2 separate regions of the Homo sapiens genome follow, and region 2 is linked to region 1. Evidence: chromatin loops called from intact Hi-C (ENCODE). Cell type or tissue: CD14-positive monocyte. All regions are shown on one strand. Links, peaks and the distances in the headings refer to the core of each region. The heading gives the core; the rest is flanking DNA.

Region 1 (8,340 bases), core at 97-8,096:
CCACACACACACCCCACACACAATCACATCTTCACACACACCCCACACACAATCACATCTTCACACACACCCCACACACAATCACATCTTCACACACAACACAAACACAATCACATCATCACACACAACACACACACACACAGACACACACAGACAGAGAGACACACACAGACAGACAGACACACACACACAGAGCCTTTGTCTTTTTACATTTAGTTGTTATTTAGCGCCACCTGGTGTTAAAACTAAACAGCACCTCTGGAGAAAAAACAAGCATCTACAGGCATGTTTTACCCCAAATTGAGGATCTTTAGCACTGGAAGGAACCTTAGAGATCATTTAGACAGATGCCTCATTTTATAGATTAGGAATGTATGCAGATTTAGAAACAGAATTGAATCCATAGTTCTTGAATTCTAGACTCCTCAATTTTCCAGCATGCCCCAGTTGCCCCCTAAGCCTCCAAAGGAATTGGGCTAGAGGGATGCCACCTTTGGAAAAAGACAAAAAAAGAATACTAGCATTTACTGATCCTTTATTATAAGCCAGTTATTGTGCTAAATGCATTTACAGACATGACCTCATGATCTCATTTCTTCTTCATAACTAGTCTCCCTCCCTCCCTCCCTCCTTCCTTCCTTCCTTCCTCCCTTCCTTCATTCCTTCTTTTTTTTCAGAGAGGAGGTCTTGCTCTGTCATCCAGGCTGGAGTGCTGTGGTGTGATCAGAGCTCACTGCAGCCTTGAACTCCTGGGCTCAAGCGATCCTCCCACCACCTCAGCCCCACAAGTAGCTGGCACTACAGGTGTGAGCCACTGCAGTAGGGTGATCTTATTCTTGTTCCGCAGATGAACAAAGTAAAATTCAGAGACCTGCAACACACCTTGGACCTGCAAGTAATTTTATGTCTGTGTTTCTATAAGGACCTGTTCATTCCAGTTGTCTCAGTGGTCAGTGTGGATTGCCACATGAATAATTTGGTGGTGGCTTAAAAAACAAATATTTACTTCTTGCTCATGTTTCATGATAAATGCAGGTTGACTGTGGGTCAGCTATAACTCTGATGGGCTCAGCTTGGCTGGATGAATAATTTGGTGGTGGCAATTGGCATAGATCCCAAAAAATAAAAGATAATGAGGAGCTCAGTAAGGTCATATTGTATTATTTGTTCACAATTACTCATTCCTTCCTTGCCTTTTCCATACTTCTGTGCAGGCAGAATACATTGCCCTCCCTGCATTGACCTTGGACTTGGCCACTTTCTTTTGGTTAATAAAATGTGTGTGAACTTGATATTTGCTGCCAGAGCAGAAGCTTTCAGTGGTGTGGTTTGGTGAGACCTGCTTCAGCCTTGACCTCCCCCGTGAGAACAGCACACCTTAGAGAGTTGCTCTTCCTTCAGTCCTGGCTCCTGGAAGGAGATGATAATTGTGGCTGAGCCAAATCCAGCACAGCTGAGCCCATCAGAGTCACAGCTGACCCACAGTCAACCTGCAGCCCTCATGAAACATAAGCAAGAAATAAATAGTTTTTAAAACCATTGAGAATTTGGTGTTGTTTGTTGCTGCACCAAAAGCTGACCAGTACGGAGTTTGAACACGAGTCTGGTTGACTCCAAAACCATTTTAGAAACTCTCTGTGAAAATGGACACTACTTCCAGGATGATGTCTAATATGGTTTGGGTCTGTATACCCACCCAAATCTCATGTCAAATTGTAATTCTCAGTGTTGCAGGAGGGGCCAGGTGGGAAGTGATTGGATCACCGGTGGGGCGGACTTCCCCTTTGCTGTTCTCATGATAGTGAGTTCTCATGAGATCTGTTTGTTTAAAAGTGTGTAACACTTCCCCCTTCACTCTCTTTCTTCTTCTCTGGCCATATAAGACATGCCTGCTTCCCCTTCACCTTCTGCCATGGTTGTAAGTTTCCTGAAGCCTCCCAGTCATGCTTCCTGTATAGCCTGCAGAACTGTGACTCAATCAAACCTCTTTTCTTAATAAATTTCCCAGTCCTAGGTAGTTCCTTGTAGCGATTTGAGAACATACTAATACAATGTCTAATTTAACTAATTTGAGAACCTACTAGTGTTAGTAGTGGCTGAGGCTCTCACCTCCTTCAAGGCTTTGCTGAATTCCACTCTATCACTGACACTTATCCTGAGCACCTAATTTAATTCTGCAGTGTACTTCTCCAGCTCTACCTCTTCCATCTTTTTTTTCTGTTCATAAGTTTATTGTCTTTATCTGAAAAATCCTCATAGAAAATTGTTTGGTTTAGCTCTCGGCAGCCCGCTCCTGAGCTCTGAGGGAGCTTGCCTTCTCTTGAGCTACCCAATCTTTCTTCTGAGCAAGGGATATTTTGGGACAGTTCTACCTCTTCTTTTTAATTTCTTTCTTGGGCTTCTTTTCATAGACTGGATTCTCTCGTACAGCAGCATGAGCTTTCTTATACATCTCCTCCATCAAGTCTGGAGTTACGCTGTTCTTTGTGTATTGAGAGAACTGTTTTTTGGAAGCATTTTCATCTTCTTCTATTAAGTAGCGCAGGTCATCTGCAAACTTCTGGCCCATGATGTGCTTCCGGTGTACTTCTGCATTAAATTCCTTGTTTTCAGAATCATAACCAAGGATTCATTTGGTACTGTGAGGGATAGACAAACCAAGGAATCGTTTGCTACTGTGAGGGTTAGACAAACCTCCATCCACAGCTCCCTTCGGGGCACCAAACACTTTATTGCCAGTGGTAGTTCTGGCAAGGTCTGCGACCAAATAGCAGGTAAAGGCACCTGGCTGACCATCAATGCTTTCCACATTGTATTCATTGCCAGTCACCTCCACTTGGCCTTCATAGATCTTGTCCATGCCTAACCTATTGAGAAGCCTGCGGGCCAGCAGCAGGCCAGTACAATACGCTGCAGCATAATTTGTCAGGCCGGCCTTCACACCATATTTTGTGCAGACTATCATAGCCCCCTCTATACGGGCATAAGCAACCTGACAAATGATATCTCTATCATCCTGTATTTGGGTGTGTTGTATTTATTTTTATACTGTATCACCAAGCATTTCTGAGCATAGTAATCAGTTTTACCCTTTCATCATCTTCTAAATTTCACTTGGTAACTCTTAAAGTAGGCCTTATTCTTAACAATTTTAACAAACCCCATCCTGCAGAACAGAGACCCACATCCGTGGCTCAACAGAGACCTTCAGGCCCGGCCCTAGTGGGGGAAAAGGGCCCTTTTCTGTACTTTTGATTCCCTTTACCTTGATCTACTTTTTTCTCTTTTTGAAAACACCTATTGCCTTCTAAAATACTCTACAATGAACTTACTTATAATGTTTATAGTTTGAATGTCTCCCTTGCTGAATTTAAGAGGGAAAGGGTCTTGTGTGTTTTGTTTACTGCAATCTTTTAAACAATGCTTGGCACATAGTAGGTGCTGAGAAATATATTTTTAATAAATGAAAACACTTCTGAAAGAATGGTAGCTGTTGTATTTTGGTAACATGACCAGTAGAGGTCATAGATGAGTTCTTTAATTATCTTGGAGCTACAACTATTGTGTCTGTTTATACAAGGATCTATTCATTCTAGATGTCTTGGTGATCAGTGTGGATTACCGCACAAACAATTTGGCGGTAGTGATTAGCGTCGATCATGAAAACTGCACATTAATGATGCCTCAGATTGGCTTCCCCTTCATATATGACCTAGTCTTGGGAGCCAAGCTGAAAAAAAAAAAAAGAAAAGCAAATAGAAAACAGGATGCAAGTTAGGGCAGAAAGTGTTGGCTTCAAGGCTATGTCTGTCTCTATAAATTGCTTGTAAATGAAAGTTAAATTTAAATAACCAGAGAAGATAGTAGAATGCTTATTGTCAATTGCAAGCTATTTGTTTAGATTAATAATACCTCCTCCCCAAAGTCTGTGTGAGTGTGTGAGGTGGGGCAGGGGAGGAGTATATACTGATAAAGCCTGTTAATACCAGGACACTTGACTGGCTTTTTCCTCTTCCCTTTTACCACAAAAAACAGCAGACCACAAATCATAAGCCATGATTCTGCCTGAGTGTGGTTTATTCTCTCTGGCTTGATAGCTCGTGCCTAAATATCACGGTATGTAACCACAGATATGGAGGTATAAAGGAATGATGACTTTGGATCAGAAGTGAATACTTTTCTTTTGATTGCATATGGATTTTGATAGATTGATTAGTTCAAGGATAAACATTTGAGAAGGAAGAAAATGTACTTTATTGATTGCCCCCCACACATCAGGCACTGTGATAGCTACTCTTCCATGTTATCTCACTCCTTGAAGTGAACAATGTCAAAGATAGCATCTAGAACTTAGTAGAAGCTCAATAAATTGTCGAATGAGTCAGTGAACAGTAAATGACTCTTAGGAAAAAGCATCTGTTTCTCTGTTTTGGTTTAGTTTGTTGGGGGGGGGTTGATTTGTTGCATTTTTTTATGTTTATGTTCAGTGTTTTATATTCATTACAGGCATCCATCTCCTGGGTCTGAAAAGTAAATAGAATGTGGTCCCTGTCACAAGACACTGAAAGGTGGGCCTGGATGGAGAGCTAGGACGAGGGGATGTTAATTCTGGTCCTGCTCTGAAAATTAGCCATTCCCTTTGATTATATATGATAAATCATTACATAATTCCTACCTTTTCTACTTCACAACATGTCATGAGATAAATGTAAGATGCCATATTTGAAAGGATAAATGCAGGGGTAGATTCTCTTACGGGATGATGTAGAAAGAGAATATGCCAGCTTTTCAAAAATATCTTTAGTATGGGGCAGGTAGGGTGGGAGGATGGGGAAGATCACTGTTGGAAGACTTTCCTCTAAAAGATTATGGAAGTTCATTCTCACACTAACAGAAGTAAAATAGGATTTCTTTCTTCCTCTCCTTTTTGTTTTCTTCCTCGATAGCACTTAGAGCTTTAGTTGGCTGTCAGACACATAATATATAAATTGCAAGCATGATCATCACACAGAATGTAAAGATGCCAAGTGTGCATGAACAAATTAGAGGTTTCTTAGTCAAATCCAAGCAAATATGTACCTGATAATGGCTTTGGCTGAAACATATTTTTATATTTTATAGCATGTTCACATTTGCCAGTGGTTAGCAAAGATTAAGCTTGCCAAACTTTAATGTGGTACAAATGCCATGTTCAAGGCAAAGTAAGTGGACTGTTACAGGATCTGGCAAATCAAAAACATTATCAACAGCTGTGGTTTCCAAAGGTTTTGTGAGACTGGAATAATAAAGTTGTGTGCATTTTAAGTGGTTATTAATTTTCCCATTGTTTTTAAAAATATAACTTATGATCATGAGTAGCTTCACATGGTGTTATAGTTATAATCAACTTTTGATTAGATGTGATAATGGCCAGAAGGCAAAAATTAATTAGGTCCCTAATTATTTAATTAAGGATTTATAGAGTGACTTCTATATTCAGGGTCATGTATTTGTTACTAATTGTAGCCACTCACTTCACATCCCTTCCCATCCTTACTTTTGCCAGAATTGTAATAAGTGTTCATTTGAATTTCACCTATTTCCATTGATCATTACTAGCGGACACATCTTTAGATGTGAAAAAGTCAAAAGGAAGGATAATGAAGAAAAACAGTGATTCTAAATTGTTAAACAAGAGACCTTTGTATAGTGGAATTTAGTATTATGATTCTATCTGATGTTAAAAACCATTTGAAAAGGGACAGGAGATTAACATTTTGTCTAATCTAGCAACTTGAATTGAAAAAGTTTTATCATGACTATGACCATATATGATACCAATCATTATCAGTATCTTGGCTTTTCATTTTATATTTTAATTGCTATAATTATAACGCTGGACAATTAAAAATTACCTTTTCAATAAAGCTGGAAACAAAAGGAAAAAATTGTCTATCAGAGATGATCTAAATTCACATTTTCTCTGTAGAGTCTTGGAATTTACTGTTTTATAAAAAGCAGTCTCCAAGGATTATGTTTTCTCTTTGGATGGGTGTTGGTTTCAGCTAACCTCAAGGAGACTTCGGTGATTCACGATTCACCTGGTTTTCTCCATAAAATAATTGGGAAGAAACTGCTATGAACCTCATGACATTAAATTGGTTAAGAAAAAAATCTTAACTATTAATATACTAAGTGTACATTTTCTTAAAAAAGTGACTTTGTTAGTTTCAAATATTTTTAATAACACACTTAATGCTTATAGAGTTGATTTATCACCAATAGTGTTGCTTAGTAAATGTCTTTTGAAGATGTTTTTAATGCAAAGATAAGGATTCATCTAAGATACACAAATCTAAGTTCATACATGGACTAACTCTTCAAGTCATTATTGTTTTTCTAGAGGCCAAAAAACTTAGTTGGACCTATAGATATTTTTATTGAAATGAAACAGTGTTACCAAGAAAAATTGCTTTACCATTTCAGTACTTTATCCAGTCTTCCCTAATCAGTTTAGCACATTCACTTGCATGGTTGATAAAGACAGCGTTTGCTAAAAAAGTTAAAATGAAGGTAATCTGGAGAAATTATTCTAAATTTGAAATTTATTTTAAACTATTAATAATAAAAAAACCTTTTATTTGTATCCTTATTGTGAATACAATACTTTCATATACTATAATTCTCTTTTTTTGGTCTTTTATCTCTTTTTTTTTAATTTTTTTTTTATTTTTTCCTTATAGCATTTTGTTGTGACTGTAATACCTCTGATGGAACCTGTCTTAGTCCATTTTCTGGTGCTACAACAGAGTATTACAGACTGGGTAGTTTATAAAGAAAAGATGTTTATTTGGCTTATGGTTCTGGAGTCAGGGAAGTCCAAAGGCATAGTACTAGTGTCTGCTCAGCCATTGATGAGGGCCTCCTTGTTGTGTCATCCCATGGCAGAAAGCAGAAAGGCAAGTGACAAATGCAAGAGAAAGAGAAAGAATAGAAAATAACTTACCCTTTCATCAGGAGCACACTCCCATTATAACTAACCCACTCCCCCAACAACAGCATAAATTTATTCATGAAGGCAGAGCCTTCAGGACCTAATTGTCTCTTAAAGGTCCCACTTGTCAATACTCTTATAATGGCAATTAAATTTCAACATGATTTTGGAGGGGACAGTCAAACCATATCAGAACCTTAATATACAGCTCATATTGAGGGAAGTTTTTAGGGAAAAACTTGAGCAGACCACAAAAACTTCAGATACATAAGGACAACATAAATGGCTTATTTAGCCATGCTCTGTGGTGCTTCATACTATTAGCATTTAGCTATTTGGTTTACTCTAATTTCTTAAAAAAATAGAAATTGTATTTATTCTCAAAATGGCAAAACTATGATATAAAAATTTACAAGGCAACAATTCAGCCTGTTACAAATAATTAATACCATTGTGTGTCAACATGTCACTTAGAAATAAAAAATATTATTAGCTGTTTCTTCTAACCCACAGTAGCCTTATTAAAAGCAGATGATATAAACCTTGGATACATGAGGCCAGGATGCATTTGACTGGCACAGATCATTGCTCTAAAGAGCAACTGATGCAGGACTACCTTCTGGACCATACTATATGCAAGGCCATTTTCTACTATACTGTGCTTAAGAAATGTATGAAGCTAGGCTGGGCGCGGTGGCTCACGCTTGTATCCCAGAACTTTGGGAGGCCAAGGTTGGTGGATCTCCTGAGGTCAGGAGTTAGAGATCAGCCTGGCCAACATGGTGAAACTCTGTCTCTACTAAAAATACAAGAATTAGCTGGGCATAGTGGCATGGGCCTGTAATCCCAGCTACTCGGGAGGCTGAGACAGGATAATTACTTGAACCTGGGAGACAGAGGTTGTGGCAAGCCGAGATCGCACCAGCTTGGGTGACAGAGTGAGACTCCATCTTAAAATAAAATAAAATAAAATAAAATAAAACAAAACAAAATAAATGTGTGAAGCCCATATAATGTTGAATGACTTTGTAAACCCAAGCACAATAAGATGCTATGTAGAAATTGTCAGTCATCATTTATTTCTGCCAACTTTCCAAGTTCCTATGCCAATCATTGGGAAGAAGATTACATATACACTTTATGACTTCTTAGCTGACAGGAATATGCTGGTGTGGAAATACTTTCATGGTTCTGTAACATCATTGGAAAAACTTAAGGCTGAGTAATCCATAAGTAAAAGTGCATTTTCACAGGGCAAAAAAGGCAGAGTTACCAGTAAGTTGTCAATTTCATGACCACCGTTTTGCCTTTTTAATTTGGGTTTAGGACATTCTTTTCATTTTCCAAAAGACTTCACATGACTAATT
Region 2 (8,340 bases), core at 253-8,252, 73 kb after region 1:
AGCAATCATGTTCACATCTGAAGTATACTTCATGAGTCCATTTTTCCACTTCTTTCCTCAGTAGTTCAGGAAAAAACATATGCTGCGTTTCTAATTTTTTTTTTTTGTTTGTTTGTTCATTTGTTTTGGTTTTACAAGCAATACAATCAATCTTCTGATTTCATCCTAAAATAGTAGGCATTCCTACTTTGGTACAATTCAACCAGGATTGCACAATTGCTGGGATCAAAAGAAGAAGACATTCTACCTCTTCACTTGAACTGAGTCAGTGTGAATTAATTTTAAATGTCAAACTAGATTTAGATAAAACATACTTGAAAAACCATGCTGTTTGCTTAAGAAAGAGGTTAATGAGGAAAATGTAATCCCCACTTGAATGCCATTGGAATGCAAAACCACATTTATTTGCATGTGTGGTATCTGTAAAAGGTCCAAGGAATTTTGTTTTTGGTGTTTTGAATTGTTTATAATGTATTCTCTTTTTATTCCATCTACTAACAATTCCCAGAAATGATGGAAATAAAAAGACGGAAAAATATAAATGCATTTGGGTTCTAAGAAAATTACCAGCTGCAACATCAGTTCTAGCCACAGTTCATAAAGCAGGTGATTATGGGGACAATAAAGAAAATGTCATTAAATCAGAAAAATCCCTTGAATCTTGCCAATTCCATGACAGTGCCTAGAAGTCTGACGATTCTAAATTGTCCACGCCAAATTTTGCAACAAAATTTCACTAATAATGATGCTCATTTGCAAGGATTTAGTTTAGATATTCCAGGCTGCAGGACATGAAACACACTGGATAATTTTCTTTGACATTATGGCTTATTAAATCACTTCCCAAAGTGTCAAGTAAAACAAAACCTATTCTTTTAAAAGCAACCCTGGAAGGGTCACTGACTTTTCAATAGACCAGTTTCTTTTTCACTTTTAGGTTAATTTCTCACACATTTTTGGTTCAGGAATTGCTTCATTAAGAACACTGGATTTCAAAACAACCCCATTTCCCTCAGAGGCCCAGGAACCAGAAGGCAGCTCAGCACTGGAAGCCACAGGCCACCAATTAACAACAACTAGCCAGGCCCTGCGGGTCATGGACATTTTGGCAGAAAGTTGGTCATATTAATGTTCAGGCCACAAGTTCCCATTTCACGTGGAGTTGCTGCCCGATTGCAGGAAAGTGCTAATGGTTAGGATTACCATTGCTTAAACTTTTATTTCAATGCCTTGATCTGTCACTTGACTGTTTCCCCCTAGGCTTTAAAATATGCAAGAATAAAAATGAAACAAAAATTAACATGTTTATAACCTCTCCTAATATTTCTATTTCTGTCATGTTCTCCAAGATACAAAGAGTAATACAGTTCTACTGTAACTAATTCCCTCTGGAAGCCTCTATTGCCCTGGACTAAAGTTTTCAGGGGCAGGTCTTGCTGTGGAGTTAACTCCACAGGAAAGGAGTCTGCCCAGTCTGGTCCCTCCTGTGGCTCCTTCTGAACCAAGTGTCCCGTCCTCTCCCTGCCCTGGGATGTGGGACCTGCCCTGCAGGAGGAGGCCTGTAGTGTCCCATTATGCCAGGGACTGGGTGGCTAACAGCTGATGGAGTATTCACAGGCATTGCAGCAACTCTCTCAATCTAGCTCTTATCAGTAATACAGCTGACATTTTTAATCTGTCAATCTGATCCCTGTCACCAAACTCTGGCTGGGATGAGAGGCACACTTTATTAGGCCTCTTAAATCCTAACTATTTCACAGAAATAAGTGAACTAATACAGAATTCTCTCTCTCTCTCTCTCTTTTTTTTTTTTTTTAACAGTTTTAGCAACAAGTCCATCCTGGTTTCCTGTGCCCCACTGCATGCACATGATCTTTGCTCCGGGATCTGGGCTGATGAGTCACTTCTCTGTATCGTTGCTGACATGGTGGTAGAGGGACTAAAAACCAAGGGCAGTTGTTTCCACTCACATTTCACTGCTGAGTGCCAGTCATATGGTCACAACCACCTGCCACAGAGTGGGAATGTGTACTCCTCCTGCAGAGATCGGTACCATGTATTTGTGAGCAATGTTAACAGTTACCAAACAATTCCCTCTGGACAAAAATTACTTAAGTGGCATATATTCAGTCTTATCTCTGCTCAGGAACAATTGAAGAGTCAAGGAATCAGCTCCTGAGTAATATCTGCAAGTACAGGGTTCTAAGGTGGGGTTTAGACAGCAAGGTGGGCAGAGGAAATGACTGTAATGTTGCAGAGGAGATGTGCAATGCCCACCCAGCTCTCCGCTTGCACTGAACAAAGCTGACTTTCCCCAGTAACTTGTCATTCAACCCTCAGGCTGAAAAGTGAAAACTCACCATCTTACCTTAAGTAGTTTAGTGCCTACTGGGGAGTGAATGTCCAGATATAAGAGCGTAAACTAGAACAAGGCTGGGTGCGGTGGCTCATACCTGTAATCCCAGCACTTTGAAAGGCTGAGGTGGGAGGATCACTTGAGCCCAGGAGTTTGAGACAAGCCTGGGCAACATAGTGAGACTCCATCTCTACAATTTTTTTTTTTAATTAGCTGGATGTGGCTGCATGTGCCTGTAGTCCCAGCTACTAGGAGGCTGAGGCAGGAGGATCGCTTGAGCCTGTGAGGTTGAGGCTGCAGTGAGCTGTGGTTGTGTGACTGCCCTCCAGCCTGGGTGACAGAGTGAGATCCTGTCTCAAACATTTTTATTTTAAATAAAAAAAAGAGGACAATATAAAATCAAGTATCAAAACAGGCAGAATAGTCAGTCATTGAGCCTTAGCAAAAATTTTTGCCTAAACACTCTAAAAAGTTGCTGTTTTTCCTCCTTTGGTTTGAAAGTCAGAAAAAGAAGCAGTGAGGCCTCATGGTGAAAGAGGCAGCATGAGAGCCATCCAGAATGTTTGTCCCTTCAGCCTCCTGGTTGGGGATTGTTGACGACCTCTCCTGGATTGGACTCATTCCCCCACCCCAAAACTACCCACAGCTGAGGACAGCCATCTAAACACCTGCAGAGTCTACACTACTCCATGCCCACACTAATCCAGACCTCAGGCATGAGGCACCCAAGCAGGCTTGTTTCCTGTGTCAGTCACGGTTCAATACAGGAAACAGAAAACTCTCTAGATCTGCCAAGATCAGAGGGATTTAGTAGGAGGTATGAAGTGGAAAGGCTGGAGGAGTAGAGTCAGCGGCAACCATCAGAGCCCCCTACACCCACGAGGCTGGAGACTAGACAGTGGGCCATGGAGTCTAGTTAGTGGCCTAACTGGCCACTGCCCATACTTATGTCTCCCAGAGCCCTCTCGTACACCTACACAGCTGAAGAGGGAGAGCAGCTTCCTTTGTACTGCCTTTCAAATCCTACGTGACCGCACTTCATGATCAGAACCTAAACTGCATCCTGATCTCTTACAGCAAAGTGACTGGGAATTACAGTTTTTACACTTCTAGGCCTGCAATACAGGGCGGTGGGGAAACCTACCAATGCCATGTGCTATGGACAAGAACAAACACACTCTTCTACAGGGATTGACACTGAGTCACAGGCCTTAGTGGACTAAGAACAGGGTGCCCCAGTACACATGCTCTCCCCAGTGCCTCTCCCTGGGAATCTCACTCAAGATGGGAAGTCTCAGAAGTAACCGAGAGCCGTGTTGTTGTTTGAGTCACTGTTATTACGGTTTGGCTCTGTGTCCCCACCCAAATCTATCTCAAATTGTAATCCCCACATGTCAGGGGAGGGGCTTGGTAGGAGGTAATTGAATCAGGGGGCAGACTTCCCCCTTGTTGTTCTTGTGATAGTGAGTTCTCACCATCTGGCTGAGATCTGGTTGTTTGAAGGTGTGTGGCACTTCCCCCCTCTTGCTCTCTCCCTCTCCTGTTCTACCATGGTAAGACGTGCTTGCTTCCCCTTCTGCCTTGATTGTAAGTTTCCTGAGGACTCCCAATCATGCTTCCTTGAACATTAGGGCATTGAGAAATTAAAGAATTTAGGAGCACTTTCATCTTGCCTGCCAGTCATCTTCCCAGTACACACCCTGGGTGTGGTGGCGCGTGCTTGTAGTCCCAGCTACTTGGGAGGCTGAGGCAGGAGAATCGCTTGAGCCTGGGAGGCAGAGGTTTCAGTGAGCCAAGATCGCGCCACTGTTCTCCAGTCTGGTGACAGAGCAAGACTCAGTCAGAAAAAAAAAAAAAAAAAGCAGCATTAGTGGCACACCGTCATCACTATTAATGTTGCCGAGTGCTCTATGTGTTTGTGTGTCTGTGCTCCTTTCATTTCAGTAAAAATCTTAAAATTGCCCTCTATTCTCTTAGTAGTCTAGTGAATAAAAAATACTTTTATTGAATTCATCTTAATTTCAGATTTGGTGGTATTTGCAGCAGCAGCACATGTGGATGGCCACATTTTTATTACCAAGTCTTTTCCAAGTTTCAACAGCGTTTTTGTTTGATGATTTTGGTTTAAATCCAGTTAATCAATATAATAGTAAAATGAGGTTCTCCCCTGTCCCTGTTAAATAATAGTAGTTCAAAGACAGGAAATATTTAAATAACAAAATTTGAAAACTGAAATGCGTGCCTTCTAGAATAGATTCCTACCCTCAGCTGTGAGAACCTCAAAGCCGCCCTTTTACAACTGGAGAGATTTCTTCTTCTTTATAAGTACGCATATACTTGGTTACTTAGGAACAGGCCACCCACACGACACAGGGAGACATGACCCTGCACCCACAGGTACGTGCACACCCAGGCGCGAGTGCCCACCGGCCCCACAGTTCGTCTGCAACAGTCAGATTCAAGATGCGGTAGATTGGCACCTTAACCTCTTTTGGCTCTTCTTCCCCCGAATCAAAACCCACTGTAAACACCGCGAAGAACCAGGAAACTTCACGGCTTTAATCATTTCCTTTCCCCAAGCTCCATGTGGCACACAGGACATTCCGTTTTCCTTTAGGGTTGCCGTCATCCTGCGACAGGTGCGGAAGAAGAAAAAAGCAAATCTATGTTTCCAAAGAGCGGAGGAAGCAGAGACAATGTGCCAACACGGGGTGCGCTCTTCACCTTTACGCTCCACTCGGAGCAAGCAAGGAAATCCTCCAGCTCTAGCAGGGGTTGAGGGTTAGCGCCACCTGGCTTTCTAAAGAAGAACAAGAGGCAGGAGGTAGATGAGGCTGAAGAGGAGCCCGCGCCCTCCTTTCCTCCTTGGGCACCAGGAGGGCGAGAAGAAGGACCCGGGAGCTCTTCGTTTCAGAGCCCAGGGCAGCCAGGCTGCTGGCCACCGCGCACTGCGAAGAGACGCAATTACCCTTCTGGGAATCAAGAAATCCAGAAACGTCTCTTGGTACTGGTGTTAGACTAGTGGATTCCACATTTAAGGCAACCGTGAATTGCAGAAATAACTGCGGCACTTAAAGTATTATAAACAAGCACCGATCAATTTACGCATTGATTGGTTCTGGCTCGTTTCTATCAACCACCTATTCTGCGTAAACTTCTTATACCGGCTGAGAGGAAAGAAAAAGAAGACAGGAGAAAGGCCATCCTAGGATTCTGATCTGTCTGTGGCAGCGTTGGAAAGGAGTCAGGTTAAATGAATAAAGCCCCGGAGCCCCCGTTTATTCACATGAAAAATAGGGAAAACAGGGCCTTCGGTAACTGCCCCAAGTGATTGGAAAATCAAAGGAAAAACTGGCAGGAGAGTGCCTTAGACATTACCATTTCTACTGTATTATTGTTTTATTATTATACGATATCGTCGTATTAGTCATAGTGAAAATGGTAATCAAGTTATCATTATCCATTCAGTGCCTTATACATTTGCACTGAGTTTGTATTTGCACATATGGATATAATGAATTCACAGAATGACTATTAATTTGAGGGCACTGCCACAAACTGCTTTATCTAGAACTTGGACCAGTTGTCAAAAAGTAATTACCTATTTCGGCATGACTTTTAAACGGTGAAATCTAGAGAAAGTTGTTTGGAAACTGCCTTTCCATGGATTCAGTCAAGAACACAAACACAGATGCACAGATGCATATAATATGTGCACACTATGTGCGCATATGAAAATGTGTACATGCATGGGAAATATGGGTTTGCATTTATTATAAGAATGATTCATGTACATTGCTACTCTGTTTACAAAGACTTTTGCATTCACTTTTCATTTAGTCCTCACAACTTTAGGAGGCATTGCTAATCCCCATTTTACAGATGAGGAAACTGAAGCATGGAACAATAACTTTCCTAAAATCTTGATGAGAAGTTGTAGAACCAAAGCCATGTATTCAATTCTGTGTCATCCTCATATCCAGCAAACATATCATGGACAATTACTGTGTGCCAGGCACTAAAGCCTGGTGGTCACAAAAATCAAAGACATATTCCACTGCCTTCAAGAAACTCACACCTAGTGGAGAAAAAAGAGAAATTACTCTTCCTGAAGGATATATACTCCACAATCAGCCTGGGGCTTAAGTGAAGACTTCCCAAAAGAGTAGATGCCCAGGCTGAATTTTGAAGGACAAGAATCCTTCTGATAAAGATGGAGGGAAGTGTGACCCAGGCAGAAAGACAACATGTGCAAAGATATGAAGGCAAAAGAAACGAGAGTATTCAATATAGCTCAGAATCACGGCTTAATGTATATATAGGGACAGTGGTGAGAAAGATTATAAAGAGCATTATTGAGGTTTTCTTGAAGTCTATGGGGGAATGAATGAAAGATTTTAAGTAGGGAAACAACATGATCCAATGTCATTTGCATTAAAGATCGGTCCAGCTGCTGTGAGGACAGACTGGAGGGTACATTAACAGTAGGAGAAATGATGGAATGATGCAGGCAAAACTCAATATTTGTCATGCTAAGGTAGGGGGTTCTTTGAAAAAAAAAAGAGAGGGTGAATTTGAAAGATATTAAGGAGGAGCTCATTACAGTTGCTAGGTTATTAGCCTGAGCACCAGGTGGGTAGTGGTACCAGTCATGGAGACTAAGAGAAGAGACTATTGGTATGCAACAGAGACTAGAAATAAATTCTGTTTTGAGCATAGTGAGTTTAAAAAACTAAATACATCTATGTGGAAATGTCCTCTATCAGGGAGTTGGATATGCAGATCTACTGCTCCAAGAACAGGTCTGAATTGTAGTGAGATAAAACACTGGTATCAACTGAAGCCACATAATGATTAATAATAGTATTTGCAAACAGGCATCAAGTACTTACTGTGTATCTGGCACTGTGCAAAGCATTTTAGTAGATAATCTTATTTAATCCTCACAACAACCTCACAAGGTAAGTATTCTGATTAAGTATTGCCCAGGGAGAAGGTTTAATATAAGAGGTCCAAAACAGGACCCTGATGATTACATTTATGAAGAATGGCAGCCAGGTGCGGTGGCTCACACCTGTAATGCCAGCACTTTGGGAGGCTGAGGCAGGCGGATCACAAGGTCAGGAGATCGAGTCCATCCTGGCTAACACGGTGAAACCCCGTCTCTACTAAAAATACAAAAAATTAGCCAGGTGTGGTGGTGGGCGCCTGTAGTCCCAGTTACTTGGGAGGCTGAGGCAGGAGAATGGCGTGAACCTGGGAGGCAGAGCGTGCAGTGAGCTGAGATCACACCACTGCACTCCAGCCTGGGCAACAGAGTGAGACTCTGTCTCAAAAAAACAAAAAAACAACAACAACAAAAAAGAAGAATGGCAGAACTTTTCCTACTATATTGCAAAGCTATAGCACAGTCACCTAGACTTAAATGCAGAAAGCTACACATTGACCACCAGTTGGCTGAATGTCAGCTCCATCCTTGCTCTATTCCTCTCTAGGACAACATTCTGGAGTGACTGCCAAGGCTAGCTGGCCCATTCCCACACTGCCTCACTGCCTACCTATGGTCCCTCAGACTTGGTGCGACTTGTGGGTTTTTTTAGCCTCCAAGTTGTTTAGGTCCCCTAGCCTGAAGATGATAAAGGAAAAGACTACTTCCAGGTAGGGAAACCACCTGTTTCACTACACATCCCGGGAAAACATATCATGACTGTTTCTCTGAAATACTTTGGATTCCAGCCAGACAGCATTAATTGGGCTAGTCAAGGTCAACCAAGGCCAGGCAAGCAGGAGGAAGTGCCCTAGACTTAATTTTCAACATGGCAGAGAGTCCTTGAGTCATCTCCTCACATCAAGAGGCAGTCCCTGAAAGCAAGCAAGCAAAAAAAAAAAAAAAACTTACTCTTTTTTTTTTTTTTTGAGACGGAGTCTCACTCTGTCACTGAGGCTGGAGTGCAGTGGCACTGTGTCAGCTCACTGCAACCTCA

What was found. Hi-C counts contacts between places; a loop is a spot of excess contacts. Peaks named below come from ENCODE experiments on the same cell type or tissue, not always from the same donor. Only the 100,000 strongest peaks of a DNase experiment are listed, where the experiment ranks them.
Region 2: a loop joins it to region 1, with 2.2 times the contacts of the local background. A loop is called at or near these places in 92 of 110 quality-filtered maps.

The regions. Positions count from the first base shown.
Region 1 is chr4:173,416,973-173,425,312 of GRCh38, forward strand. It overlaps a transcript of SCRG1 not described here, the pseudogene RPL5P11 and the pseudogene LOC124900814. Among named protein-coding and RNA genes, the nearest start is that of SCRG1, 22 kb to the left of the region's middle. In CD14-positive monocyte, for the core only: CTCF peaks have their summits at 276 (motif pointing left), 3,508 (motif pointing right) and 3,708; DNase peaks (open chromatin) are centred at 199 and 1,909; H3K4me3 peaks cover 385 bases; H3K27ac peaks cover 2,447 bases.
Region 2 is chr4:173,489,417-173,497,756 of GRCh38, forward strand. It overlaps a transcript of SCRG1 not described here. Among named protein-coding and RNA genes, the nearest start is that of HAND2, 37 kb to the right of the region's middle. RefSeq lists an enhancer at 40-614. In CD14-positive monocyte, for the core only: CTCF peaks have their summits at 5,143 and 5,346; DNase peaks (open chromatin) are centred at 1,895, 5,145 and 8,155; H3K4me3 peaks cover 919 bases; H3K27me3 peaks cover 2,174 bases.